2 separate regions of the Mus musculus genome follow, and region 1 is linked to region 2. Evidence: chromatin loops called from intact Hi-C (ENCODE). Cell type or tissue: heart. All regions are shown on one strand. Each heading gives the region's core, and the rest is flanking DNA. Links, peaks and the distances in the headings are about the cores only. Region 1 overlaps Igdcc3 (immunoglobulin superfamily, DCC subclass, member 3). Region 2 holds the start of Ints14 (integrator complex subunit 14).

Evidence for each region. Hi-C counts contacts between places; a loop is a spot of excess contacts. Peaks named below come from ENCODE experiments on the same cell type or tissue, not always from the same donor. Only the 100,000 strongest peaks of a DNase experiment are listed, where the experiment ranks them.
Region 1: it touches region 2 in a loop (19-fold over the local background); 1 of 42 quality-filtered maps calls a loop at or near these places.

What each region holds. Positions count from the first base shown.
Region 1 is chr9:65,179,466-65,194,497 of GRCm38, reverse strand. It overlaps Igdcc3 (immunoglobulin superfamily, DCC subclass, member 3), which reads right to left. Exons shown (of 14, transcript NM_001357257.1): 6 at 14,299-14,457; 7 at 13,197-13,362; 8 at 12,726-12,973; 9 at 12,378-12,542; 10 at 11,605-11,796; 11 at 11,394-11,498; 12 at 10,587-10,725; 13 at 10,258-10,465; 14 at 7,467-9,364. The coding sequence ends at 9,164. Gm40527 (a long non-coding RNA gene) reads right to left here and starts at 1,266. Exons shown (of 3, transcript XR_870869.2): 1 at 1-1,266. In heart, for the core only: a CTCF peak has its summit at 5,672 (motif pointing right); DNase peaks (open chromatin) are centred at 2,657 and 5,707; H3K27ac peaks cover 412 bases.
Region 2 is chr9:64,950,250-64,964,908 of GRCm38, reverse strand. Ints14 (integrator complex subunit 14) reads right to left here and starts at 4,077. Exons shown (of 13, transcript NM_001077631.2): 1 at 3,971-4,077; 2 at 2,911-3,215; 3 at 306-583. The coding sequence starts at 527. It overlaps Slc24a1 (solute carrier family 24 (sodium/potassium/calcium exchanger), member 1), which reads left to right and starts at 13,289. Exons shown (of 10, transcript NM_144813.2): 1 at 13,289-13,431. In heart, for the core only: CTCF peaks have their summits at 4,127 and 4,339; a DNase peak (open chromatin) is centred at 4,018; H3K4me3 peaks cover 2,023 bases; H3K27ac peaks cover 1,657 bases.

The DNA.
Region 1 (15,032 bases), core at 2,418-10,417, 230 kb before region 2:
CTCTCTCTCTCTCTCTCTCTCTCTCTCTCTTTCTCTTTGTGTGTGTGTGAAAAGGTTGTAATATGTATTAAGTCTGACCTGGATCCATCCTCCTGCCTCAGCTTCCAGAGTATTCACAGGACAGCCTTTAGTCCTTTTAAGAAGGAAATATTCTTTTGCCATGAAAGACGTTCTTTACTCCGCTGTGCCCCCCACCCCTGCCAGGATTCCAGTCCACGAGGGCATATCCAAGAGGGTATGTTGGAGCCAGCTACTAGCAAACGTGAGCATGGCTCAGTCACTAGTCTTCAAGTTCTTCCCCTTGTCCAGAAGGGTCTCCGTATTCTTCCTCCAAGACACTGTTGATGGCCCCACGTGTCTGGACTTCTTGTGCCTGGCCCAATTCCCCAAGGAAGCCAAGGAGGCGACAGACAGCACAGTATATCCGCGGCAGGGTGACCTTGGTTGACTTGGGGGGGGGGGGAGTGGACAATCTGCGGCCATCTTCTGGAATCTACATCCCTTCCTCAGATGCTGGGCCTCTGTCCCCAGGGGCTGACGCCTTGGCCACGGTAGGACCGTCCTCAGATGCAGGCAACTTCCGGGTTTAGTGGGTCTCCAGAGGTGCCATTTTCATTTAGATCAGGTGCTTTGCGGTGGGAAATCTCCAGATTTGGGGCTTTAGGAGGGATGCTGGTCCTTGAGTGGTCCCAACCACCCATACTTCATCCCCACATCAGTTACATGGGAAAGCTTGGGACTCCTCTCTGGGCTGCACACCTAAGAGAGAATCAAATCCAACTTTCCATCCAGTTAGCTGCATGTCTGTCGTTTGTCTCTCTCCCTCAGAGCCCGGGCATGCCTCTCTCGGATCGTGTTGCCAGGCGTTCCAAGGCTGGCCTCCTTCTGAAATGTTTTTGCTTTTAAACGATGGGAAGAAAAAGAGCCTCATTCTTTTTCAACTTTCTGGGCAGTGATGGTGAGAGGGCTTCTGGCTCAGGGGTCTAAGGTCATTGGGTCACTGCATGAACTCAGACAGGAGAGAGAACTCAGGATAGCAGGAATGCGCTGTACCGAAACCCTAAGTAGGCCAGCCTGCAGAGACCGGAAGTTTTCTCAGAGACACGCCCCTGAGATGCAACTTCCTTTCTCTAGGCTCCGCCTCCTAAAGCCCTCACTTTCTAGTAACCCTTCCCCAGTCGTGGGCATTTTAAGAACTTGGCAGATATAAAATGTAGCATTTTAAGCTAGGCGTGGTGGCGCACGCCTTTAATTCCAGCACTCGGGAGGCAGAGGCAGGCGGATTTCTGAGTTCGAGGTCATCCTGGTCTACAAAGTGAGTTCCAGGACAGCCAGGGCTATTCAGAGAAACCCTGTCTCGAAAAACCAAAGAATCCTTATTACTTGTATGCGTGAGAGTGCGCTTGTCCCGAAGTGCACTGTGGGTTCTAAGGGGTTGAATGCAGGTGGTGCTTTTACACTCCGGGCCACCTCACCAGCCTTAATTTTTTTTTAAAATTATTTACTTTTAAAATAGATTCTTTGAGAATTTCATAGATATACACAATGCATTTAGATCAGATCACCCCTCCAACACCCCACCACCACCACTACCTCAAAGTCTCCTCCAGCCACCAGCAAGGTTCAATTTGCTATGTAAATTAGCTTTGAACTCACAGAGATCTACCTGCCTCTGCCTCCAGGCTGCTGGAATTAATGGTGTTTACCACTGTGCCCGACATTTATTTTATTTGTTTATTCACCATTTATTTGTTTGTCTGCTTGTTTATCTAGAGACGAGTCTCTCACTGGTCTGGAACTCACCATGTAGGCTGGGCTGGCTGGCAAGTGAGGCACAGGGGTGGGGGTGGGGGGGACCATCAACCAACGGTCATGCCATGATGCCCATCTCAATGGCCACTGAGGACTGGGTGTGCATGTGGCTGGTTAGTTCACCATCGTGTCAGCCTTAGTGGAGTCTTGGTTGTGGTAACACAGCACCAGCAGGGTCCCTCTGGGGGACATTATTCCACTTCATAGGAGATAAAGACTCCAGGCTCAGGAGTCTGTAAACCTTGGCTACCCCACCCAACTCTTTGCCAGCTCCTGGACAGGGGTGCCCAGCAAGGTTTTCCAGCTGAAGGGGTGTAAACACATGGCTCACATCCCTTTGTTGTTTTCAGCAAATTAAAATTTATCTCTCGGGGAGGAAATGAGAGGTCATTCCCGCCCCCGCCCTTCTTCTTCTTAATGGGCTCTGATGAAGGAAATGAATTGAGGGGGGAAGGAATCAGAAACCCGATCCACCTCTTCTGGCTCAGAAAGGGAGTGGGGACTCTCTGTGCCCTCAGAAGGGCAGCTGGGCACAGTGTGTTTTATTATATAATTAACCTTGACCCTTTTGGGTTCAAAGAAAGAGGTTAGTTGGAAATAAATCAATGGTCTGGTCTGGTCACTTCAAAGACTGCAGAACCCGCTGGAAAATCCTATGTTTGTTCAGTGTGTAAATTGGAATAGGTATGCAATTCTTCTTGAAAGGTAGGAGGAGGGCTTTAGGCCTAACATTGAAATTAATTGTATATCCGCTTCCTCTAATCAGGCAGTCAGAGTCCTTTATTGTGTCTTAACAGGAAGAGGGGGAGGCCAGGAGAATGCATTGTGACCTTTGTGTGACTGCTGGGTTGGATTCAAGAACAGTCAACTCTGGAGAGCGCTACTAGGGTAGAGTCCTTTGTCACACGTCTGCAATATCTTTTTCTGTTTCACCCCCTGCTGCTGGGGGTTGAGCCCAGGGCCTCCTGCACACTAGGCAAGCCCTTTCTCCCTGAGCTATATTCCAACTGGAATCCTAGGACTCACCAAACCATCACTATCTGCACAAAAAGTGTTTATCAAGCGCCTACATTGCACCAGGTGCCAGGAATTTCCTAGTTGGCTCCTTATTTGATCTCTTCACAAAGCAGCTCTTAATGTCTGGTTATGATCGCCACTGGTTGAAGAAATAGTCAGAGGGGCAAAGGTCAGGCCTGGAGCTGCACTGGGATTCTCAAAGTCTGTTTTCATGCTCTGGAGGAGTGAAAGGGAGCTGAGGTTGGGGGTGGGGATGTTAAACTGCAAATGTCCCCCTGGGCTTTTTTTTTTTTTTTTTTTTTTTCATTTCCCTTAAGAAGTTAGACAGTAGCTGGGGCTGGAACCCAAGGCTTCACACACCCTAAGTGTCTTTCTACCAGTGCCGCACCTTTAGTAGCGGAAGCAAGCTTGTTTGTTTATTTTTACTATTAAATGTTTATGTGTGTCCATGTCGCAGTGGATGTGGATGTACATGTGTGTCTGCAGGTATGTGGGATACAGGCTTGTTACTTGGGTACTGGGGTCTGTACTCTGGTTCCTATGATTGTACAGTAAGCACTCTCGCTCACCGAGCCATCTCTCCAGCCCTATTATTATTATTATTACTACTACTGTTATTATTGGGAATGTATTTTTGCTATGTAGCCCAGGGCTGACACTACAGGGGTTGGGGGGTACACCACCATTTCAGCCCAGGTTTATCTTTTGTTTTGTTTTGAGAGACAGGATCTCACTGTGCAGTCCTTGCTGGCCTGAGACTTAAATGTTGCTGGCCTTGAACTCACAGAGAGCTGCCTGCCCATTCCCCCAAACGCTGAGACTAAAGGTGTGTGCTGATATGCCCAGCCTCGGGCACGCTTGACTTCATCTCTTGTTCATCTTCTGCATTTTTTTTTTCTTCTCCTTTTATTTTTCCTTTCTCTCATTCCGCAATTTTCACTGGGCATCCATCAACTGCTGCTTCAGTCAGATCATAAAGTGACAAAGGCCCTCTCTGCCTTTGGGAAACTGAACCCTAACTTTCCGGAGCAGTTGAAGATGAGCCCATTGTGCATTTCAGAGGAGAGGTTCAGTATGAGAGAGTTAAACAAGGTGCAGTGAAAGGCACAGAAGGGGTTCTAGCTGGAGAGGATGGGAAAAGAGCTCCCAAGACCATGGTGCTGATCGGCACAGACTGAAGGCACAGCCTGCAAAAAGTCCCAGAGGTCTTAATGCAAAGCGTGCCCGGGAGAAGTCAAGGCCTTGTTGTCTTAGATAGCTGAGCTTGGTGATGGGAATAGAGCATTAGTCTCTTTCCTCGTTAATAATAATGACAGTGTGCTCAGCCCCGAGGCCTTCATGGACTCCGACTAGTTCACTCCTCCTGCTACCCATGCAGGAGGAAATTAGAACAGAGATCAGGGTGTGTCCACCAGTCATTCAGCTGGACAGTGACAGAGCCAGGATTATAAACCTTAGCTGGTCCTCTTAAACACCCCTGCCTCTTGTGAGGACACCTTGTTTGTTTGTTTGTTTGTTTGTTTGTTTGTTTTTTGAGACAGGGTTTTTCTGTGTAGCCCTGGCTGTCCTGGAACTCACTCTTTAGACCAGGCTAGCCTCAAACTCAGAAATCCGCCTGCCTCAGCCTCCCAAGTGTTGGGATTATGGGCATGCAGGAGTGAGGACATCTTGAATTATGGACATAAAGCATTGTCCCTGGCCTGTTCTCAGACAATGAGTTTCCCTGTCCCATTTTATGATATACTTCATAGTCCTTGGACAGGAAGCGTGTCAGGTAGGCCAGGATCTCCTCATTCTTGAAACAAACAAACAAACAAACAAACAACACACAAGCAACATACAGAATGAGCAGGTTGTATTTATATATTTAGGAATGTGACACACACACACACACACACACACACACACACACACACACACCAACAATTGAACATTGCCATGACTTTGAAAGAGAGCAAGGGAATTGCAGGGGAAAGGTTAGAGGGGGGAAAGAAAGGGGTAGATGATGTAATTATATTATAACCTCAAAAAAATTATAATAAGCAAAACAAAACCCACTCTATTTCAGTTCCTTTCTATCCCATGCTCCAGGTTTCCTTCTGGAAGCACAGGTCAAGGCAGCAGCCTGCTTAGCACAAGGAATCTGGGAGTCAGGCCCTGAATCCTCCCCTCACTTCTCTGGAGCTTGGCTTCTTCATCTGATAAGAATGGTCTTTTAAATGGCTTTTAAATATGATGGTCTTAGTTCAGTCCTTGGGACTCACACGGTGGAAGAGATCAAACTCCATAAATAGTCCTGTGACCTTCACACATGCATCATGACATACATATTGTCTTCTTCCACTGTAAATGAACACATGGACTAAAAAGACTGCTGTCATCATTGTTACTGGGATGAGGGACTTCACTGAACCCCCTTCTTCCCGGAGCAGATCCCAGGCACCATCAACCCTGAAAAGAGCACATGCTGTGGAAGTCTAGTGGTCATTCCATTTACAAGTTTTCCATTTGTGTAACTAAGTGCCACACCCCACACAGCGAATGACAGCCTCCCACACTGCCACACCTCCAACCTTGGCTCCTGTCTTGCTTTCTGTCCTGAATGCTCTCCCTGTCTTTTCTATTTCCCCACACAACCTTCCTTAATCTACAATGTTAACAATCCCACGCCTTGCCTTCTCTTTTCACAGAGTGTTACTAGCTTGCATCCACTTGTGAGTTATTTGTATTGTGAGTTCATAGAGGCATGCTCTGCACCACTTTTACAGGGGGCAAAGCACATTTTGACTGCTCCTGGTATTTAATAAGACACACCCATCCCAATGACTGTAGTGTTCACTGGTTCCACAAGGTGGCAGCAAAAGTCCTCATGTCGCGGTCCAGCTTTTTAAGTGCAGGGCTACCAGACTGCCAGGCCTGGCTCCAGGGAAGTCAGAGGAGAGCCTTCTGCCTCAGTTGCTGCTCTCCTGCACCAACTTAAGTCTTGTTTGCTTACTTATATGTGTATCTATATGACTGTGCATGCCATAGTGTGTCCGTGGAGGTCAGAGGACAACTTGCAAGAGTCACTTCTCAGGGAAACGCCAGGGCCAAGAAGTGGGAGTGGGTGGGTAGGGGGGGAGTGCGGGGTTGGAGGGGGGTGGTAATAAGTCACTTCTCTCCTTCCACCATGTGGGTCCCAGGGTCATCAGGTCTGGTGGCAATTCTCCTTACCCGACAGACCATTTTTCACCTGCCACCTCCTGTTTGATTTTTAACAGGTTCTCTAGCCCAGGTTGGCCTCAAATTCTCTATTTAGTTGAAGATGACCCAGAACTGATCTTCCTGCCCCTAGATGATACAGGCAGCATGCTTACGTGTGTGCACGCGCATGTGTATGTAACTATGTGTGTACATATGTGGTTGTGTATGTGTGTAGGTCAGAAGTGGTGATGGGGGGGGTCTTGATTGCGTTTTACCTGATTTATTTTTTTTGTCTGTGTTTGTTTGTTTTGCCTTTTTTTTCCTTCAGTTCTCACTGAACCTGAGACTCATCTTTTGGACCAGGTCAGGCTGGTGGGCCAGTGAGTCCCTAGGATCTGCCTCTCTCCAGCTTCCTAGCTGTACTGGCTAGTTTTGTGTCAACTTGACACAGCTGGGGTTATCACAGAGAAAGGAGCTTCAGTTGAGGAAATGCCTCCATGAGATCCAACTCTAAGGCATTTTCTCAATTAGTGATCAAGGGGGAAAGGACCCTTGTGGGTGGGACCATCTCTGGGCTGGTAGTCTTGGGTTCTATAAGAGAGCAGGCTGAGCAAGCCAGGGGAGGCAAGCCAGTAAAGAACATCCCTCCATGGCCTCTGCATCAGCTCCTGCTTTCTGACCTGCTTGAGTTCCAGTCCTGACTTCCTTGGTGATGAACAGCAATATGGAAGTATAAGCCAAATAAACCCTTTCCTCCCTAACTTGTTTCTTGGTCATGATGTTTATGCAGGAATAGAAACCCTGACTAAGACACTAGCACAAGGATTACAGAGGAATATGACTCCATGGTTGTTTTTAAAATATGCCCACATATCCCTTGACTCTTGTCCCAATTCCTTAAGTATGAGCAGCCTTCCTGACTTGCTTTAAGAAAGATTGTAAGCCAGGCAGTGGTGGCACACGCCTTTAATCCCAGCACTTGGGAGGCAGAGGCAGACAGATTGCTGAGTTCGAGGCTAGCGTGGTCTACAGAGTGAGTTCCAGGACAGCCAGAGCTACATAGAGAAACTCTGTCTCAAAAAAACCAAAAAAAAAAAAAAAAAAAAAAAAAAGCCCAGTTTATGCAGTGCTGGGGATGGAGTGCAGTGTTTTGTGCATGCTAGGCAAGTATTCTGCCAAATGAGCTATGACCTGCCTCCTCCCCTTCCTTGAATTATGTATTTAATAATGAAAATGATGGTCACCAGCACAGCTACTTCACAAAACCTTGTGTGGACATGTGACCTGCCCACATTGTGTCCACTTGTGGGTGCCTCACACAATTTGGACAGTTTGGCTGTTAGTATCTCAGGCCCTGTGAGGGTCCTTCCCCTACCCCCACCCCTCTGACATCCGCCCAGAAACTGACACTGTAGCAAAAAAAAAAAAAAAAAAAAAAAAAAAAAACCTCACTGTTCACTTTGGCAACAGTACTTTTATTCAGTTAAAATGAATCCACTGTGACAAACCCAACCAAGTCAGGCCAAAGAGGCTGCCAGCCCCCTCTCCCCTAGCCTCTCTGACCAAAGAAAAATGGGATGCCACAGAGAAGCAACTTGGGGACAGAGGACACTGGCTCAGAGTGGGAAGAGCCCTAGAATCCACCTACCATTTGAGAGAAGGGACAGACTGCCCTTCCCAAGTCCACTTGGACAAGAGTCTGGGTTTCTAATGAAACGCCACAAATTCTACCTTTTAGCTAATTCTCTAGAGTTCAGGGTGGGAATCCCTAGAGGATTTGGGGTCAGGGACTTTATGTTCTAACCTCATTTTTTAAAGAATACACTTAACCTTTTTTTTTTTTCTTTAAAAAAAGTTTTTCTTCTGCTATTTAAAAAAATGTTTCTGAGTGTAACCAAAAATAGGTATTTGTGGTTTTTTTTTTCCTTTCTGTTTCTTACTTTTTAACCTAAGTAGTTCAAAGAACAATACAACAGAAAAGAGAAATAAAACGTAAACACACCTCATAAAAAAATAACTCTTGGCCACCCCTGCTGACTGGGCAGGTCAGGTTACCTGGGTCCCAGAAAGCTGGTGTGCCTCTATGGGAGAGCACCCACCTCCACACAATGCAATACATTCCAGAGACTGGGCCCTGTGTCTGGGAGAACAGGAGACAGGTTATGTCCCACCTTCCCTAAACCCAGGCAGGGAGGACGATAGGGATGCAGGTGGCCAGTGGGTTGTCTGAGAAGGTCAGAACAAGGGCGGACAGACACAGGAGCCGGAGTTCAGGTGGCAGGCAGGGATGCGACTAGTTTGGGATGATTTATACTTTAAGGAACAGCTTTCCTCTTGTTTTTGGCTTGTTTCACATTTTCTTTCTGACCAGTTTCATCTCTATTTCTGTAAGCCCCCATGGTCACCTAGCTACAGCCTCCTCTGTGGGGGAGAGGTAGGCTAGGCCAGGGATGAAGGAGGCTGGGGGAGGGTCCAGTGACAGCACAGGCCCACACTGAGGGCCGTGAGCCCTGAGGTAGACAGTTTCTTTCACACTTGGAGTTGGGACAGTGGTTCTTTTGGGGGTTAGGTTTTTTTTTTTTAATTTTCTGGTTTTTTTTCTTTTTTTTCTTTTTTTCTCCTTTTTCTGTTACTCTGGGCAGCAATATAGGTGGGAGGGGCCCCCATTAAGGGGCTTGAGGTAGGAGTGCTTTCGGGCTCTGTGGGGTAGAGGCGGAGGCTACTGCCCCACTACCCCCAAGGACATTCATTCCGGCTGAGGTAGGTGCTGAGAGTCACAACAGCTCAAAATCCATCCTGAGAAAACAAGGTCCGAGCAGGGTGACAGCGTCAGGGGCCGGGCCACAGCAGGGACATATTTTTGGAGTATAATTCACTTCTTCTCTCTCTCTCTCTTCTTTCATCTTCCTTTTTTGACTTTTAAATTTTGATTTTTTTTTAAAGGAAAACGTTTGTTTCCTAAGTCCTATGGGCAGCAGGCATTGGTGAGGGGACATTGGCTCGAGCAGGGAGATGCCTTGCTTGTAGGACCCACTGGTTCCTGTGGTTTGAGAACCCTGTCCTTCACTGGCGAGCGCCAAATCCCACAGAACAGGAAAAACCTCGCCTTTGACCTGAGAATGGGGTACCGCCCCTCGGGAACACAGTGAGCTCACTGGGGTGCTGCGACTGCTGGAGGCTGGGTCTGTCCTTCACTGAGGGGGACAGGGCCTATATCCTGGGGTGCTGGGACAGGCCCAGGCCCTGCACAGGGGGACGTGGCCTCTGTTGTCCTCCCTGCCACAAGGTTGAAGCCTTGAAGCTGAACCATGGAGAGCTGGGTCTCCTCACATGGAGCAGGGGCTGCAGGATCCTGAGGAGGGAAGAGTCAGATATGGAAGTCAGTATCAGAGCTGGAGGCAAGGACCAGACTCCATGCCACCCCAGGGTTCAGCAGACATGCCTAAACTTTGGGCACGGTAGCATGCCGTCATCCAAAAGATCATGCTGGAGACCATTCAGGCAGTGAAGTGACAGAAAAGAAATACTTTCTCTTTTTCCTTTGAGGGTCTCACTGTGTAGCTTTGGATGGCCTGGAACTTGCTATATTAAGCAAGTTGGCTTAGAACTCATAGAGATCCCCCTGCCCCTGGCTCCTGAGTGCTGGGATTAAAGGTGTGGACCACCAAGCTGGAAATCATAACTTTTTTCTTTTTTTTTTTGGTTTTTCGAGACAGGGTTTCTCTGTGTAGCCCTGGCTGTCCTGGAACTCACTTTGTAGACCACGCTGGCCTCGAACTCAGAAATCCACCTGCCTCTGCTTCCCAAGTGCTGGGATTAAAGGCATGCGCCACCACGCCCAGCTTCATAACTTTTTTCTTTTCTTTTTTAAAAGAGGGTATCAGGTAGCTTAGGCTTGCCCTCTCTGTAGCTGAGGATAATCCTGAAATTCTGATTTTCATGCCTTTACCTCCTGAATGCTAGGATTGCAGGTGTATACCACCAAACGTGGGCACATCCTGCTTTAAGTAAATTTACAATTTTGTGTAGAACCACATTCATAGCTGTCACCTGCCAAGTGCAGAAGCAAGTGGCTTGCCTGCTGGCCACATGTGCTTGGCTATCCCTAGGCCTCCCAGTCTGATCAGGACCCAAGGAGCAGCTCAGGCAGGAGTTGGAGATTGTGCCCTGCGGCCACTATGTAGGGAGGGGCAGCACTGAGGGGTCAGAGACTGAGGGAGAGGGGCTGGAGGCCTGGGCACTCACCGTGGGTGTGGAGCCTGGCTGTGCAGCTGACCCAGCTGTGGGAAACAGCTGTTCCAACTCCTTGGCGTCCACCGGCTTTTCATCTCGGCTCAGCTGGCCCCCTTCTCCTCGGCTCAGTCCATTCAGGGCCAGGATACCAGGGTCCCTCTGGCTCCGGGGACCCTGGGGAGGGGAGAGCTGGTTTTCCACATCCTTACACAGGAGGACCCTAAGAGGTGAGCCAAATGTTAGGGGAGCACCATCGGGGTTAGAGACAGACCGAGGAAGGACTGAGGTGCTGGCTCTGCCACCTTCCCCTGCAGCCGCTCCTCCCCAGACTCGCAACTCACCTGCCCCTCTGGCCAAACAGAAGAAAGAGGACGCAGAAGATGATGCAGGTGACTCCGATGTGGATGCCGATAACAATGCCTGTAGTGGACGTATGGTTGGTGACATCTTCCTTCCGGCAGTCACATGGGGGAGTCAGGGCTAGAGGGGAGGGCAGGTTGGGGCACGGCTTGCCTGGCCTGAAGCAAGACTCCCTAGCTCTCTCCCTCTGCTTTGGGACTGACCCTACCTCAGTCTTCTGGTCCTTTCTGGTACTTGCTATGGCAGCAGCTCTGTGCCACCTAGCAGGACTAGTGTTGTTTATTTTGAGATAGGGTCTCATGTAGCCCAGGCTGGCCTCAAACTTGCTATGTAGCTGAGGATGACCTTGAACTTCTGATCCTCCAGCTCCTTCCTCCTAAGTGATGTGATTAGAGATGCTATGCCTGGTTTCTGTGACACTGGGTGTGGAAGCCAGGGCTTTGTACTTAGGAGGCAAGCACTCTATTAACTGAGTTAGTTCCAGCCAGGACCAGCTACACCTTGTTTTCGTTTTATGGATCATTTCATCCTGGCCATAGTTTTATAAAGTAGGTATCCTTAACCTTGTTTCATAACAGGGGAAAATAAAAAACAAAACAAAACAAAACAACAACAAAAAACAGGGTCCAGAGAAACTAAACAACTTCAAGCTGCAATGTTAAACTTTATGCGTCCATCTGAGCTGTATGCCTGAGGCTACAGATACTGTCCTCTCTCCTAGTCTGCTTACTACACATCCTCCTCCCTGCAGGCCAGGCTGCAGCACAGGTCCTAGCCTTAGCCCTCACCTGTCCTCTCAGAGGCTCCCTTCAGAGACACAAATCGGACCGTGGCGTTTCCATCTCCATGCTGGTTGTAGGCCAGGAGCTTCACCTCGTACACGGTGCTGGGGTCTGCAGGAGGCAGGGCTACTGAGCAACATCCCCTCCCTGCCAGGCACCTTTGTCCCCTGGCCCCCAGTACCATACCCTGCCCAGCCCCTCACCCTGCAGGTCTCACCAAGCTGGCTGAGGTTGTAAGAGGAGACAGTCCCAGGGAGCAAGATGGGGCCAGTGAAGGAGGTTGCACTGACTGGGCGGTAAAACAGCTTGAAGCCTCCATTGTGTTGGGCCAGCCGTGGCCAGGGCTTCCATAGCAGTTGTAGAGAGGAGCTGCCCAGCAACCGCACAGATAATGGGGGTGGGACAGGGGCTGGAGAGCCAAGATGTGAACAAGTCAGTGAGAGCTCTAGCTTTCCATCTGTGACCCAGAACCCACGATCCTGACAGCCCTCTGGTCTCTGCTCAGACAGCATCTCTCAATGAATCAGAAAAGGCTGTCCTTCCCTCCCAGCACAGCCAGTCCCCACGCAGCCTGAGGACCAGGCATCTTGTTCAGTATACAACCTGCACAGTTAGTTACACATGATGGTTCTGCTCTGATAGCCTGAGCGTCTATAATTTTGTATCCCACTGTGATGGTTTGCTTATGCTTGGCCCAGGGAGTGGCACTGTTGGAAGGTGTGGCCCTGTTGGAGTAGGTGTGTCTCTGTGGCTAGGGGCTATAGGACCCTCATCCTAGCTGTCTGGAAGCCAGTCTTCTCCTAGCAGCCTTCAGATGAAGTATAGAACTTTCAGCTCCTCCTGCACCAAGCTTGCCTGGATGCTGCTATGCTCCCGCCTTGGTGATAATGGACTGAATCTCTGAACCTGTAAGCCAGCCCCAATTAACCGTTGTCCTTACAAGAGTTGCCTTGGTCATGGCGGAAACCCTAAGACGCCCACACTCCTCACCTTCACCCAGGGTGCTGGCCAGGGTGGGGACAGAGGCTAAACTGGCCCCTCGTGGTGTGTAGGCTTTGATGTAGAAGCTGTAGGCAGTGGAGGGCTCAAGGTCTCTCACCAGGTGCTGAAAGGTGCTCTTGCTGACAGCTTCCTGGTACTCTAGCTTGGGTGAGTCTGGGAGATGAAGGGTAGGGAGCGTTAAGGGATAGGAAGGAGTCTTGGTTGCTTCGGTGAACTGAGGTCAGGGAGCAGGGTGCTGAAGGAAAGGAAGGTGTTAGGCCAGGATGTTATGTGTGGTACGGAGGGTTAGCTACGGTGAGAGTGGATGACAGAGCTCTTCTGAGGGTCACTACCCACCGGCAGCCTTCCTGATGTGCAAGACATAGCCAATGATCTCTTTGGTGTGGGCCAGAGGCTCACTCCAGGACACTCGAACTTCAGTGGAGGACACAGAGACAGCTCGGACATTGCGTGGGGGGCCTGGCAACCCCTCAGCCCACAGCACGGTCAGCCTGGCGCTGGCTTGCGACGAGCCAGCAATGTTCTCAGCCACACATTGGTAGATGGCCTCATCTTCAGGTCCGACTCCAGAAATGCTCAGTGTGCTGCAGGGGAAGGGGGAGAGAGCCTCAGAGGTCGGGCACACTTCCCACTGCAGAGACAGAGAGGTCAAGTTCCTCCTTGTCAGAGCAAGACTCATTTGCACAAGGGTGGTGGGCTGAAGACTTAAGTCCCAGTTCCCCAGACTCTAGCTAGAGATACACAGTATATTTGGGTTACTTATTTTTGACCACTGTCTCTTCCCAGGAAGCATCCCAACACACACACCTGTTATTGTTCTTGAGCCTGACATGGCCTCCTGCCCCCAGCACTTGTCCATTCTTCAACCATGTGACATGAGGCGGTGGCTCCCCCTGCGCTTGGCAGGTGAACATGGCTGTGGTCCCAGCAGGCCTGGAGATGGACTGGGGATGCTGAACAAACTCTGCTGGAGCTGAATGGATTCAGAGAAGCATGCAGAGTCACAGGGGTCATGTAGGGAGGAGCAGGGACAGCCATGAGGGGTAGGAAGGGGAAGGGGAGGTGGGCGACTACTCCCAGGAAGCCAGTAGAGGCTCTATGTCTTCTTCCTTCACCCCAGCATCTAGGAAAAGGACTCCATCTTAAGGACTATTCAAAAGACTGACATCTGTATCCGAAAGCAATCAAGCTGAGCTCCGTGCTCAGGAAATTGTTAAATAAATAAATGTGCTAATAGGGCTGGCTGCACCTCCAAGGCTGTAATGACAGGAGATGGATGAGCCCCCCCCCCTGCCCCCGCCACCTAATTCCACTTCCCTCCAATCCCCGGCTTGCTCAAGCCTCTATTAACACTCAAGAATGAAATACTCCATCACTTTCATGTGGGCAGATTAACGGCACATAGCATGCTAAACAAACAGTATTTAGGTTCCCGATCTTCCCCCCACCCCCACCCCCCAAACCTCCCATCTCCATTCCGGGCCACAAGAGGAGACAGCTCCAGGGATGGGGTGGAGCCCTGGGAATGGAAATTGAGGCTGGCTGCTGCGAGCAAGGTGGGGGCTGCCATGTAAGAGGGAGATGACAGGTACAGTGGAGCGCACAGCAGGCGGGCGTGAGCGTGGAAGTGGCACACGTGTGAATGAAACGGCTCCACAGGAAGGAACATGTGTGAGCCCTGGGAATGACCCGCTGAGATCATGGGCGGCAAGTCTGAGAACTCCACAGCCCTCTGGTGCTAATACTCATATTCTGGGGGGAGTCCTGCTGGCTTTGACCTGGCCAGAGACCTATCAGAGGTGAGGGGCGGGGCTAGGGCGGGGCTAGGGCTGGAGTGAGAGAAGGTTCTGGTCTCTGGCACACAGCAGAGATGCTGAGGAGGATCAGGAAGGGTTTGGCTGCTCCATACCTTGTACCACCAGCCGACCCTGGGCCGTCCTTCTCACCCGGGTGCCAGGCCTGTTGGCTGCACAGACATAGACACCTGAATGCTGGACAGTCACATCTGAGATGATAAGGTTTCCTGTGCCCAGCACCTGGATGCCCTCCACCCCAATGGGGCGGCCATCTGCAAAGGAAGTGGAGGGGGAATGAGCTGGGTCAGGAAGATAGGAAGGATAAGAATATTCCAGAATGCTCACCCCTCTACCAGTCTTTCAGAAAGCTCCGACCTATGGCTTTGACACCACCCCTCTCCAGATCTCCAAAAGTGTCTGGGAAATGTGGAGCCCTGGAGGCCAGCAGCAGGGGGCCAGCGTCCTGATTCAAACATGATGACTGCTAGCTGGTTTTGCTGTTGTTTGCTTTGGGTTTTAGACAGCATCTCACTGCATAGCCTGGGGTGAGATCCTTCTCCTAGATCCTAGACTCCTAGGTGCTGGGATTACAGACCTTCTAGCCCAGTTCTCAACCTATGGGTTGTGACCCTTTTGGGAGTCTAACAACCTTGTCACAGGAGTTGCCCAAGACCTCTAGAAAACATGGATATTTACACCATGGTTCCTAATAGTAGCAAAACTACAGTTATGAAGTAGCAACGAAATAATTTTATAATTGGGGGGTCACCACAACATGAGGAACAGCATTGAAGCGTCACAACATCAGGAAGGTTGAGAATCACTACCTTAAATTCCACAGAGGATC
Region 2 (14,659 bases), core at 1-8,000:
TACACAGAGAGACCCTGTCCTGAAAAAACCAGAAAGGAGTGGAGTTTAAACATAAAGATGCTGGATTTTAGCATTCAGATTGCAGAAGACCAAGAGAGGAAAATACAGCAACATCCTTATCTCATGGCTCTGCCAGAAGAAAGCCAAGACCTTGTGAATCTTGTTTTGTTATAGATTGTATACCTACGCTCTTTGAAACAATTCCAAGTTCTAAAATTGTACTGATTTTAGCAATCATAACACTGTTTTTCTCCCAGTCCATTTGAGCTCCTTCAATATCCACAATAGCTTATTCCTATGCGTACCTGCAGGGTGTTGTAGTCTCTCGTAAAGGGGACCATCAGCTCCCACAGTGACGAAAACACCACCAGCGCTGTGAATTCAAGCTTGTAATTTGTGGCCATGTGTTCAAATAGCATCGTCAGGCCATGGGCAGCCAGGTGCTTCCGCTGGTATTCCTCAGAGCCCTCGACAGACACAGGTCGGGTCATGGACAGGGACACATCCATTACCACCACAGTGGGCATGATGGACAATTCTAGCACTCCCTCTCAGCACACAGCCAGCTACAACCAGAGAAATGCTGTGGAAGAGAAATAAGAGTTTACATATCCTGGGAAGGAAGGGTTTTTTCCTTATGTATAAGAGTACACTGTAGCTGTCTTCAGACACACCAGAAGAGGGCATCAGATCCCATTACAGATGTTGTGAGCCACCATGTGGTTGCTGGGATTTGAACTCAGGACCTCTGGAAGAGCAGTCAGTGCTCTTAACCACTGAGCCATCTCTCCAGCCCCAATTTCTTTTTTCTCAACCACAGTTTAAACCACTTTCCCAGAACTATGTGGTGGTGAGCACCACAGAATTACAGGAGAAGGAAAACACAAAGCCTAGTTGACCATGAGGGCCTCTCCTAGACACACCCACTAACCAGCATAAACCAAGAACATTACATTCAATTCATTAAATTCTTTGACTATGGAGCTTCCACTTTACACAACTCCTACTTCAACTCCTTAACAATTTACTGAAGAACAACCTAGCCAGTATATGGTATGTACTACCTGACAACTGCTAACTTTTTTGCCAGTGTCTTGATGAATATTGTTTCATATTTAAAATGAAATAAGATTCAGTATGGAGAAAACATATCTTCTTTTCTCAAGAATAAAGTTCCCAGATACTCAGATCTGCTCATGTGGGTTGAGACTGTTGGTCCTCTATTCATCTGCAGAGTCAATAACATTTTATAGAGCTATAAATAAAGGACACAGATTATATATAAAGAATGAGTAAAAAAAAAAAAAAGCACTTCACAATATGCGTATGTGTATGTGTGTACAGGCTGCATGCGAATTCATATAAATCACATTGTAGGCCAGGCAAGGTAGCATATGCCTTTAATCCAAGTACCCAAGACACAGATTTGTGAATTCAAGGCCAGTTTGGATTTCATAGTGAGCGCTAAGATAGCCAAGGCTATATAGTAAGACTCTGTCTCAAAAAACAGAGGTGCATGCCTATAATCTCTGCCCTAGCAAGGTGGAGAGTCAGCCCAAGGTCATTCCTAGCTATGTAAGGTGTTTGAGGCCAGTCTGAGCTATATGAAACCCTGTCTCAAAGGACCAAAATAGGAAAAAAAAAATCACATTGCATACATCATCTAGAATTAGGGTAGATGCAACAGATTCAAAATGTAGTGTTCTCTAATTTAACAACAGGCACTGCCCTTCAGTACATGTCCAACTGTAACTGTGTGACAGTCTGCAATTCCTTTGTAAGTAGGTTGTTGGGAACTCAGCACATACTAGTTCATGGCAACAATGTTATATGTAAGAGCAGATCAAACAGGAAAAGCCTTTTTTTTAACCACATATTGGCCATAGATACATCTCACATATTGTAACAGCTCATGTATCAAATACCAATGAAGTTAACCCAGAGAAAAAAGTTTTACTTTTCAGACTCTCTTTACCAGTCCAAAATGTTAGACAGTAGGAAAGAAAATTAAAAGAAAATTTCATTTTTTATTCAGTGTATGTATCTGTGTGAGCGCCTGCCATACATGAGCAGGTGCCCTCAGAGGCCAGAAGAGGGTGTTAGAGTCCCTAGAGTTGGACAGGTGGTTGTGAGCTGCCTAATGTGGGTGCTGGGAACTCAACTCAGGGTCTCCAGAAGTGCTCTTAACCACGGAACCACTCCAGCCCCTAAGGAAAAATTAAATATGTATCCCTCTCTCTGTCTCATTAAACAATGTGTTAAACATATTCACTCTTCTGGGAGATGACATGACCTCACCACCCCCGACACCCCCCACCCCCAAGCATTACTGCCCTGTTTTGCTACATACTAGCATTTTCCTAGGTCCATGCTGCCTAGGAAAAGTGAGTTCAGAACTGTATTAAATGAGGTCACTAAGGGCAAGGATCACAATAAGAGTTTGCTTCATATTGGGCAGTGGTGGCGCACACTTTTAATCCCAGCACTCGGGAGGCAGAGGCAGGCGGATTTCTGAGATCGAGGCCAGCCTGGTCTACAGGGTGAGTTCCAGGACAGTCAGGGCTACACAGAGAAACCCTGTCCCGAAAAACCAAAAAAAAAATAAAAAAATAATAAAATTTTAAAAAGACTTTGCTTCCTAATGTCTACTCAGGTTTACATCTGGCACACAGCAGGTGCTCATCAAAATCTCAACATAACCAATGAACTACCCCTAATACAACATACATTAATTCATTAGGAAAATACATTGTAAATTTTAACTCTGTACACAAAAATACACTTTCTTATTTAAGCAGAGCCACCAGGGAGTCCTGCACTTCTGCTCAGGTGCAGTTTATCCAGCTCTTGTGGGTCACATTTATGCACGGAAGCCTTTATGGTTTTTAAAGCTGATGATCACGCCCTCACCTCTTAAGAGATTGAGAAACAGTTTTCTGGATCAAGTACCAACAAGCACTTCCAGTCCATGAAATTGCTGCTAGCACTGCAATGGGTGACCGCAGCTGTCAGTCTGGCCTTCTCTGAAGACACCTGAGAAGCTGGCTCTTTCTCCTGACTGATGCATTTGTGTCAGGGCCCGAGTGCACTTCCTCAGCCGTGGCCGACTTGTGGCAATCCAATTTTGTTTTTGGGTTGTAAGCACTGGGATAAACGAAAGAATGGAACGTCCCTGAAGGCTGTTTCACTCAAGCAGTCTGGGCTTAGCCACAAAACTGAAAAATAAAAGATCTCTCATTAGTAGATAACACGATGTATTTCTCACTTGGGCTGACTCTGATCAAATTTCCCCACACCGCCCTCAGCCTTTCCAATTGGTACCATTTTACAATGTTTCAGATAACCAAGGGTTTTCTTTCTCCTGGACAGTCTACTCCTGATGATACATCCTCGCCACATGACTGCTCTAAAAGCCATCAATTACATTTATAGTTCTACTCTGAAGGGGATCATTAGCCCATTCATAGCAATTTGACGCTCAGGAATCTCTCAAAGCTCCACTTCAGTTTCTAAGTGCATACACGTCGGCTTTTCTGTCGCTCTGGCTTGCCCTACGAATTCCTCTAAATTCTCAGATGATTAATATCTGAATGGGTAGCCTGAAGTGCAGCAGAGTTCACTTAAGACTGCAACTGAAGAATAGACCTTTACCTTTAAAACGAGCCCAAAACATTTGTTGTATGGAACTCTCGGGGAAAGAGGGGACGGAAGTCTCAGGGTCCAGGGACGGAAGACTCTCAGGGGAGGAAGAAACACGGCCCCAAGCGCGGAATCCTGCTGCTTACAAGACCCGGGCCACACAGAGGGCAGGCCTGTCGCAGGCCCTGGAGCCAGCGCCCCTGAGACCGCCACCCTACGCGGGCCTCAGAGAAGGTCCGCCGCCCGCCCTGTGTTGTTCCTTCCACTCCTTCCCCTGTAACCCCAACCGCCATCGAAACACAGCCCTCAACAGGCACATTCCCTGACTTACCCGGAGCCCATCTCCAGCCTCTGTCCGTCCGCTTAAACCTTCCGTCCGCGCGCCATAGCCGGAACTTAAGGGCCGTGCGACATAAGGGAACCCGGAGGCAGCGAATAGCGTGGGCTGGGCGGGGCTTCCAGCCCACGGGCGCTGGGTTGTGGCTCTCCCGGGACGCTAGGGGGTGCTCCTCCTCTGTCTCTTGCCCACGGAGCCCCAATTTCCTCCCAGGCTGAGCCCTGCGGGGGGTTTCTGGCCCTTCCCCCTTTGTCTTACCCCATTCTGGGTGCCTCCCTCCATTTATCTCTGCTTTGCCTTTTTATTAACCTGTAGACCCCTGGCCAGTGTCTAACATTTCTGTCATTGCTTTTCTTCTTCAGAATTCTCAGTCACACCGACAGAACAGTAGGATGCTCTTCCTACTCTTAAAAAACTGTAATCCCCGGCTGAGTGCTCAGACTGTAAGCACCTGGCTGCCCTGAGTCTAAGTTGCATTGAGATCTTAGTACCACGTTATTTCCCTACCCTGACTTTGAGACCGGCAGAAGCGTGACTCAGTTATTGCTTTTGTGCCTGAGATGTGCTGAAGGTTTTGCTTTTAGGATTCCATGTAAGGCTTTGAGGGTCCCTGCCTGCTTCTCTCCACCAGGTGTCCCTAGCATAGCATATGCCTCAGGGAGTTCCTGGGCGGGGATGAGAGGGTGAGGTGGGCAAAAGGTGACTTGCTAACCCTGTGGGCTGTAGGGGCCTGGAGAATGTCAGTTAGTAGTAGGCCTCAACGGATGCTAACAGAACGCTGGGTAGTTATGGTTCAAAGACCAATACTTCACAACAGCAATTACAAGTGAGAACACAGAGCTCCCTGTAAAGTCTTAGGCATATGGCTTTCTTTAAGCTTATGGGTTGCAAGCGGGATAAGGAAGGGAAACTCTTAGAACTGACTTACCACAACTTGCTCCGTGGGAAAGTGTTTGTTGTTCTTTAATGTTTCCTCTTTCTATTAGAGGTGGCAGAGAAAGCCAACACTAGACTCTGGGGAACCAATATCAAGGCCGCATGGCCTGTAGACTTAGCTTTTGTTTGCTGCAGGACATCTTTCTCCAACCAGGCTAGTTTCAATATTTCAAAAGACCTTGCTATGTTTGAACAGTTATGGGGCTCTAGGTAAGTAAGAATATATAGCCTGATTACTTAGCCGTAATGGGAGAGATCTGGCCAAGACTATGCAGACAGAGGAGTTATCTGTCTAGTTGCTCTATTGTGGTGATGATTCAGCCATGGATTGCTGTTCTAGGCCAGCTTAGATACATGGTCTGGTTTATGACCTTAAAGACTAAACTTAAGTTAATTAGTTTGCTCATTTTTAATGATCTGATAGGTGTTCAGATTTGTTGTCGTCGTCCTCGTTCTGCTGAACAGCTGGCTTTTCGGTGACGTAGAAAGGAATAAGTCTTTTTTTTTTTTTTTTTCTTTTTTGGTTTGGTTTTTTGAGACAGGATTTCTCTGTGTAGTCCTGGCTGTCCTGGAACTCACTTTGTAGACCAGGCTGGCCTCGAACTCAGAAATTTGCCTGCCTCTCCCTCCCGAGTGCTGGGATTAAAGGCGTGTGCCACCACGCCCAGCAAGTCATTTTGTTAAAACTGATGATAAAAGACAGAACCATCGAGAGGGGACCTCATGATTGGCTCCAAATCAGAAGTTTGTTCAATGACGATAAAGTCAGAACATCAATGACAAGAGACAGAGTAATTCAAAGGAGATGGCTTTCAAGCCTTAACTTTCCCATCCAAAGGATCCCGTGTCCACATGTTCCCACACGTACTTTAAAGGAAACCAATAAATAACATCGCTTTGTAATATCTCACCTCTTATTTCCTGACTTAAAATAGTGAACTGCTGTGACACAGGCTTTGAAAAGGTGGAGTGGTTTGGCCATAGTGTGCTTGTAAAATGGAGGTTAGTGACAAATGTGAGCCCCTCTCAGGGGTTCACAGGGAGTTCTAGATACCCAGTTTTTGGGAGGCACTTGTTGAAAATGTAGTTTCTTTCCTGTGCCTCGTGAGCTGAACTGGAATTTTATGGCTTTTTGAATAAGTCCCCAAGATGAGATGTTTCATCTACAGACAGGAAGGGTAAGTAGTGAAGACAGAAAAAGTGCAAAGAAAGGAAGAGAGGGGGAGCCATGGGCTCATTTCCCTTTTCCACTCTTCCCCCGCTCTTACACACCAGTGCTGGCCCTTAGCCCTCATCATCCTTCCCGCTGCATCTAGCCTGGCCCTGACCAACTCTTTTTTTTTTTAAAAGAGGTTCTTGTTTTCTTGTTTTTTATTTATTTATTTATTATATGTAAATACACTGTAGCTGTCTTCAGACACACCAGAAGAGGGAGTCAGATCTTATTACGGATGGTTGTGAGCCACCATGTGGTTGTTGGGATTTGAACTCTGGACCTTTGGAAGAGCAGTCGGATGCTCTTACCCACTGAGCCATCTCACCAGCCTCCTGAACAACCCTTAATTCTTGCCCAAGTTCCACCCTCTCCCCTTCTGCCCTACCAGTTCTTCATCACACTGTTTCCACCGAAGTAGAAATCTAGGGAAATCTGAGATATGACCTTCTCTTTAAAAACAAAAAAACCAACAACAACAAAATAAAAATGTCAAGAAATTTTCTGGAGGTGGAGATGTAGCTCAATGGTAGAGTGCTTGCTTAGTGTGCTCAGAGTCCGGGGTCCCATGCCCTGCATGAATAAGGCTTGGTGGTACTCTCCTGCAATCCCAGCACTCAGGAAGTGGAGGCAAGAAGATCAGAAATTCAACTACAGATGGACTTCATTAACTTCAGAGACAGTCTGTCTGTCTGGTCTACATGAAACCCCATCTTAAAAAAAAAAAAAAAAAGCCAGCATGGCGCTGCACACACCTTTAATCCCAGCACCTGGGAGGTAGAACCCACAGATTCTGGTTTCCAGGATGGCCTAATTTACATGTTGAGTCCAGGGATACACAGTGAGACCCCTCCCCTAGGCCCCCCAAAAGGAAAAGACCACAGAGTAACACACACAAAGATGGAGGAATGGCAGAGCAAATCACCAGTCAACTGTTAAGTCTTCAATCTTATTTCATTTACAGCCTACTTCTTCCCAGCATAATATTTTGGCGGAGATCCCAGACAACTAACATTTTATCCAGAAACATTTTGATATATAGCTCTAGATATAAGAATTATGACTGGCCGAACAGTAGTGGTGCAAGCCTTTAATCCCAACACTTGGGAGGTAGAGGCAGGTAGATTTCTGAGTTCGAGGCCAGCCTGGTCTACAGAGTGAATTCCAGGACAGCCAGGGTTATACAGAGAAACCGTGTCTTGAAAAAACAAAGCGCAAAAAAAAAAAAAAAAAAAAAAAAAAAAAAAAACAACAACAAAAAGAATTGTGTCTGTTTTATCATTTTCATGTGTACATGTGTGTGTGCTGTGTATGCATGAATATATGTTCTTATGAGTGCATGTGGAATTGAAGCCCAAGGGTGATGTCAGGAATCTTCTTCAGTCACTCTCCACCTTATTCTTTTTGAGGCATAGTCTCTCAGTCAAGCACAGAGCTCCCAATTTGGTTCACCAGCCAGGCAGTTTGCTCAAGAGATCCCATCTCCATCTTACAGAGGAGAGACAAGGCTGCAGAAACTGGCAGAGTGTGTCAGATCCGCTGGGACTGGAGTTACAGGTGGTGACGACCTGCCATCTGCAAGAATAGCCAGTGCTCGTAACTGCTGAGCCGTCCCTCCAAATCCCCCCCACATAAGAACTTTTTCGTTAAAAAAAAAAATCATACTTATACTGCTGCTATCAAATTAAAAATAATTAACAATAAACCTTTATTATCCTCCTGTTAGCTTTCAAAAATCCAGTAATCTCATGCACTCCACTTTTTAAATGTTTTGTTTCTTTGGATCATTGAAATCTAACATTGAAATCTTGGTGTGCATGATGTATGTACATATGTGGAGTGTACATGGGATGTCTTCCTCAGTTTCTCTTCATGTAATGTTTTTGAGATGGTGTGACTCACTGAGCCTAGAGCTCACTGCTTGGCAAGACTGAGCTCCCATAAGACATTTACCCATCTCTCCAGTTCTGGAGTCACACACTTGTGTTGCCACATTGTATTTTTATATTGCTGATGGGGATCCAAGTCTGGGTCTTCATGTTTGTGCACAAGCACATCGCAGCCATCCACCCAGCCCCCAAACCTGGAAATTATTGCTATGCCTCTGAAGACTCTAAGCCAGGCTCCGCCTCTGTGTCTCTTTTCCCCAGCAGTGTGCTTCACGAAGAGACTGTGGCCTCTTTCTTTAATTGCTCTCAATCCTCTTTCAGTCTTTCTCGGAGCATTTGAGAAACTGACAAAGCTGCTCTCTATTCTAAAGCCACAGACAGGCTCACTGAACAAAGAGACGCTTTTATACATTTCCAGTTCCAGAGAACTTCTTTACTTCGCAAACAGGACCTTGCCTTATCCACCACCGGACAAGCCCCGCCCCTGCCCCGACAAGCCCCGCCCCGCCAGTTTCCTGTGACGCTAGATATGGAAAGAAGACAGGCAGAAAGTAAAGGGGTCCTTTTGTGGGGGCAGAGGAAAATTGGAGATTGCCACATTTCTGTAAGAAAAAGAACTGAATCTCTTTCTTCAGGACATTATGTTTTTTGAAAAGTATCTTAAAGGTCCTTATGATCTTGGCTCCTCTTCACCTAGTCACTCTGGCTACTCAGTCTTGTGAAACCTTAGTAGCATCTTTTTTCTTTTCTTTTTTTTTTTTTTTTTTCTCTTCCCCGAGACAGTGTTTCTCTGTATAGCCCTGGCTGTCCTGGAACTCACTCTGTAGACCCAGCTGGCCTCGAACTCAGAAATCTGCCTGCCTCTGCCTCCCAAGCGCTGGGATTAAAAACATGCACCACCACTGCCCAACTCCTTAGTAGCATCTTTAAAAGTACATAAGGCAAAATAAGGAGCCGGATAGATGGCTCAGGGGAGAAGAGCCCGGGCTGCTCTTCCAGAGGACTAAGGTTCAGTTCCCAGTACTCTCCTCAGGTAGCTCACAACCTCCTGTGTATGCAACGTCCGAAGCCCATCAATCACTAATTAAGAAAATGCCCTACAGGCTTGCCTACAGCTAGATCTTACGGAGGCATTTTCTCAGTTGGGGCCCCCTCATGATTCTAGTTTGTGTCAAGTTGACATAAAAGTAGCCAGCACACCGTGTTTTTACACTTTAGTTTTTGTGGGTCAGTGAGATGATAGGTAAAAGGCTCTTGTCGCAGGGCGGTGGTGGCGCACGCCTTTAATCCCAGCACTTGGGAGGCAGAGGCAGGCGGATTTCTGAGTTCGTGGCCAGCCTGGTCTACAAAGTGAGTTCCAGGACAGTCAGGGCTATACAGAGAAACCCTGTCTCAAAAAAAACAAAAAAAAACAAAAACAAAACAAAAACAATCAAACAAACAAACAAAAAAAAAACCAAAAAACCCAACAACAACAACAAAAAGGCTCTTGTCATTAAGGCCAGAAACCTGAGTCCAATCCTAGGAACCCTGTGGTGAAAGGAGAGAGCCGACTCCCACAAGTTGTCCTCTGACCTCCACAGATACACTGTGACACTCTTGTGTCACAAATTAATACATGCAATAATAAAAAATTTACATTTTATTTACTTATTTAAATTTATGTAGGTGTAATTATGTGTATATGTCTATGGGTGTGGGTACATGTATGTGCTACAAAGGCCAGAGGAGATGCCCATGGAGCTAGGGCTACAGGTAGTTGATAACCAGCTACAGCATAGTTGCTTGCAAACGAACTCAGGTATCTGTGAAAGTAGTGCTCACGCTAAACCGGTGAGCCATTTCTCCATCCCCATTTAAAATCCTTACACACAATAACATAAAACTAAAAAGCCACAGGCTGGAGGCTGTGCAGTTACAGTGCCTGACTGATGTGTGTACATTTCCATAGCTCCTCTTACTGTAGTGTGGAGCAATCCCGAGGGGACTCTTGCCTTCCTGGTCCTATGAGCGAGGAGCCCGAGGATATAAGACTCTAGGAGACTCATTCTTGGTCAGACTCACTACTTTATTAGCAGTTACACAGGGCCCCATGTAAAAGTTTCTTAATACCTCTGAGTGGTTGGCACTGGGGCATCTCTCAGTGTGCCATTCATTCTCTGGGCAGCCACATTCCTGGGAATCTCCACTAATACCTGCTACAGCTGGTAGAAGGAATTCTTCTTGCCCAGGTCTGAAGGCATCTGAATTGTAGTTCTTGATGAATTGTATCCACTCTCCACAGGGAAATTAATTGATTATGCAGTTGGAATTTGTCTTACTTTTCTATTGCTGCAAAGACACCATGACTTATAAAAGAGCTTATTGGGGGCTTACAGTTCCAGAGGGTTGGTTAGAGTCCATGACAATCATGGCAGGGACCGTAGCAGCAGGAAAGCAGGCAGGCATGGTGCTGGAGCAGTAGCTGAGAGCATAGATCCATATGCAAGAGGCAGGGGGGTGGGGAGGGGACTAGAAATGTTATTGGCTTTTTAAACCTTTAAGCTCCACCCCCTTCCTCAGTGGCACACATCCTCTGACAAGGCCACACCTTCTAATCCTTCCTAAACAATTCCACCAACTGAGGACCAAGCATTCAAATACATGCGCCTATGGGGGCCACTCTCATTCAAATCACAGTAGCAATTCCCGAGGTAGGCTCAGCAATAGGTAAATAACCCTGTGCACAAACCCTCCACATCAGATCCAGAGGGTAGGAAAGGACAAGGAGAAGCCCCCGTGCTATCCTGCCAAGCCTTGGAGCCCTGGCTTGCAGTGAGTTTGTTGTGAGGTCAGAGCCCTTGTCTGTCCTGCCACCCTGTTCCAGAGGAGAGGATAAAATGTATCGTAGAGAAGGGGGGATGAACTTCCCTTCCCTCCTGCCCTTTCTTTGCCCACTGAAAGCCCATAAAGTCTTTGAGCATCATTCTTCTCTCTGTGTAGGTCAGGCCTCCAAGCCCCACCTCAGCCTTCCACATCCTATGATAACTTTTTTTTTTTTGAGATAGGTTATCACTATGTGACCCAGGTTGGCCTTTAATTCACTGTGTAACCAAAGCTGACTTCAAACTCCTGATCTGCCTGCCTTCACCTCCCTAGTTCTGGAATCATAGGCATGCACCTGGCTGGATATACTTTTTTCTTTTTTTTTTTTCAGCCTCAAAATCAATATGTTGAGCGGCAGGCATTGCTCTGAGCTCTGGGGATTTAGCAAAAGACAAACCAGTCGAGGTCCTGTCCTCTTAGAGCTCCTGGGTCAGTAAGAGAGTCAGAGGCAGGCATTGATTAGACTCACAAGTACACAATACACAGAGTTGTCATGATGTCTGTGTGGGGAATCTGCTGCCCTCTCTGACATCTGTCTACAGTCCCAGCAGCTGGTAGCGTATGGCCCCTATCAGCAAAGCAACACAACTGCAGTGCCAGGCACCGTTAACACGCCTCACATAGAAATTGCTTAATTCTCAGGACAACCCTGTCAACCCGGTAGTGTCAATATCTCCCTCCTCCTACAGACCAGAGTGCTACTTACTTATATCTCTGCTCAGAGAAGTCAGTCCGGGCTCTCAGGACTACTGCACACGATGCTTGCATTCCTAGGCGAACTGCAAACTCTCCTACATTCCACTGGTGCTTCAATTTCATGAGGAAAGGACAAAGGAACTAGAGTCATTTCTATCAAGTAAAATGTAGGTTAGATACTAGCAAGAGGTGGTTAACATTATTAAGGATACGAGAGAAAGGGATCTTTCTTCTTCTCTGAATGCTCTGCACTACGTAAATAACACTTTAAAACAGAAATAAAGAGAACTCGCATTGTCAGTTGTGTTGTTCCCTTCTCCGTCTCTGGGGGCCAGACAGAATGTTGAAGAAAGGAAAAGAAAATGAACCTGGTTCTGCTGGAGACAGCATAAAAGCAAAACCGGGTGTCACTGCGGGACAGAGGTCTATCTCGCTCTTCCACCAGCTATGGTGCCCCTGCAGGGTTTGGCAGAGGAAGCAAATTACCTGTCCTTTTTCTAGGATACTCGGGATGACATGGGGCAGACTCGAGGCTGGGAGAGATTACCTGCTATGTCAGATTAAAGCAGCAGCCACTCATGTACATGTGGGATACAAGGAAAGGAGGGGCAGGCAGCTTGTAAGCACTAGACAGAGTTAGAGGAGCAGGCACACACCTGTTCTCTCAGTGTCTCAGATTCATCTGACTCTGTCTAGTGCTTGACATAGCTGCAGGGCACAGGACCCAAACTGCCACAGTGATCAGTGATGTATTTATAAAAAGATAAAGAGAGGAGGGAATATATTTAGTGGAGGCGTAGTCAGGTGTGAGGGAAGGGGGTGCCTTGGTAGGGACCAGCCACACGGCATTGGTTTAGTAACAGAATAGAGTTTATTCAGGGCATGGGGAGGGGGATTAAGAAGGTAGTAGAGGTGGAGAAAGGGAGGGGGAAGGGAAAGGGAGAGGGAAAGGAAGAGAGAAGATGAATAGATAAGTAGAGACCAGCCATGAGCACGTGGGGTGGAGAGGGGGGAGAGGGGGACAGAGCGTGAGCAGGGAGGCAAGAGCAAGAGAGAGCAGAGGGGGCAAGCAGCTCCTTTTATAGTGAGTCAGGCATACCTGGCTGTTGCCAGGTAACTGTGGGGCGGAGCTTAGACAAAATGCTAACAAGGCTAGAGCTTCGAGAGGCTCAGGAGCCAGCATCTTCAGTATCTTGTGATGTCCCAGCGTGATTCCCTAAGGGTTTTCTTTTGGCTTAATAAAACACATTCCAAAATGCTTTCACATTTGCTGAATATTTTCCTCCCGGGCCCTCAGTTTCAACTTGATTTTCATACTCACCCTACATCTAGGTGGAACGGGTGTTACTGTCTCCACATTTACACTTATGGTTAGACTCCCACGGTAGCTAGTGGAGCCTGGTGCTGATGTCTTTTGATCGCTTAAGCCCCACGTACTTTCTCTTGGTTTCTCAGAGCTTTCTGCTTCTGTCTATGTCTTTCCTCCCGTCTAAGCATGGAAGCCCTAAATGGCCTACAATTCCTATAGCTTAGTTGCAAATTTGAGAAGTTCCCCCACTGACTCTGGTGGAGGTGGTCTATTCTGTGTCCCTGGTGAAAAGTCTACCCCCTCGGGTTTGTTATGGGGCCCAGAACTTGTACAATGCCCCGTAAGCTTCTTAGAGGAGGCGGGTATTAGGCAGGATTGGATCTGCGTCCCCTGACATGCCCTTCATACCCTTGAATTAGGATTCCTAAGGGAGCCGGCAGGAGGAGAATGGGGTGTTCCTTGTGGTTCCACTTCACACCTACTCTTCGAGACCCCGGATTCTGACAAGTTTCCCGAACTTGGAAGACCCAGATGTCAAGGTCTGAAGGTAAATGATGTGTTTAGGCAGGATGGTTCAGCCAGGCTCAGCTCTCCTCCCCTCTCGCAGGGGAAGGAGAGAGACCCTCTAGAATTCCTGTAGGAGGTGCACGTGGGCTGCATTCCACCAGGGGCAGGGTGCTGGGAGAAGATGGGAGAGGCCAGGGTAACCAAGGGCAAAGGAGGAAGCTCACTTATTCCCACTCCTTTGATGATTCTGCTCTGATATTCTAGGCCGGCACATTGGCGCTCCCAGTTAGTGTGGTTTACAGAAAGCCTGGGAGACTCGCTGGAGGCTCGTGTCTGGATCCCTTGGAGCTGTGTGAAGTTAAAGGAAGCACACCTGTTCTCCTCTCAGGGACTCCGTGCCTCTCCCGGGAGTTACTGGAGAGATCTATGTGTTACTCGGCCCGTTCCTGAGATATGACTATCCTATGAAAAGCCAGGCATCTTTAAATAATTGTTGTATAATATCTTTAGATATGGAGATTTAATGGATATTTGCCAAATCTGGGCCTCAAGGCTCTTTATAAAACAAGGGTTCTTTGAGGGTCTTTCCTCCCGCATCTATAAAACTAAATCCCAGTGACTCTGAGTCTGTCTAATGCTTTTTCATTGACTTTATGTGTGTTTAGTCTTTCAGAATTCTTGTAACTCAATGTCATTACTACTTATATGGGTAATATTCATACAAATAAATCAAATTTAAATGTGCTGGGATATAGTCTAATTGGTACAGTGCTCACCCAGCATACACAAAATTCTGGGTTCAATTCCCAGACATTGCACAAAGTCGACATGGTGGCACGAGCTTATCCCAACACTTGGGAGATGAAGGCAGGAGGATGAAAGGTTCTAGGTCATCCTTGCCTGCACACTGTGTTCAAAGCCAGCCTGTGCTACCTGAAACCCTGCCTCGAAATTTACATTTAGATTATTACAGCATACACATGGTAAAACAATCTAGTCAAATGTACAGTGAAAATGAAGCCTCCCTGACCAGTGCTCCTCAGTTTCCCTGCCCCAGACATCCTTCCAGAGTTTGGTTTTGCATAACCAACAACACCCATGCCATGGTGGAGGCAGTAAGGTTAGCCTGCTCGGACGACACAGCTGGTAGGCAGTAGAGCTGAGAGTCCTGGCCTTTGGCTCCATTTCTCATTTTCCTTCTACCGACCCATACCATTCAATAAGAAGTCCTGTGTCCTCTCTGGATGAGACAGGACAAGAATTTCAAA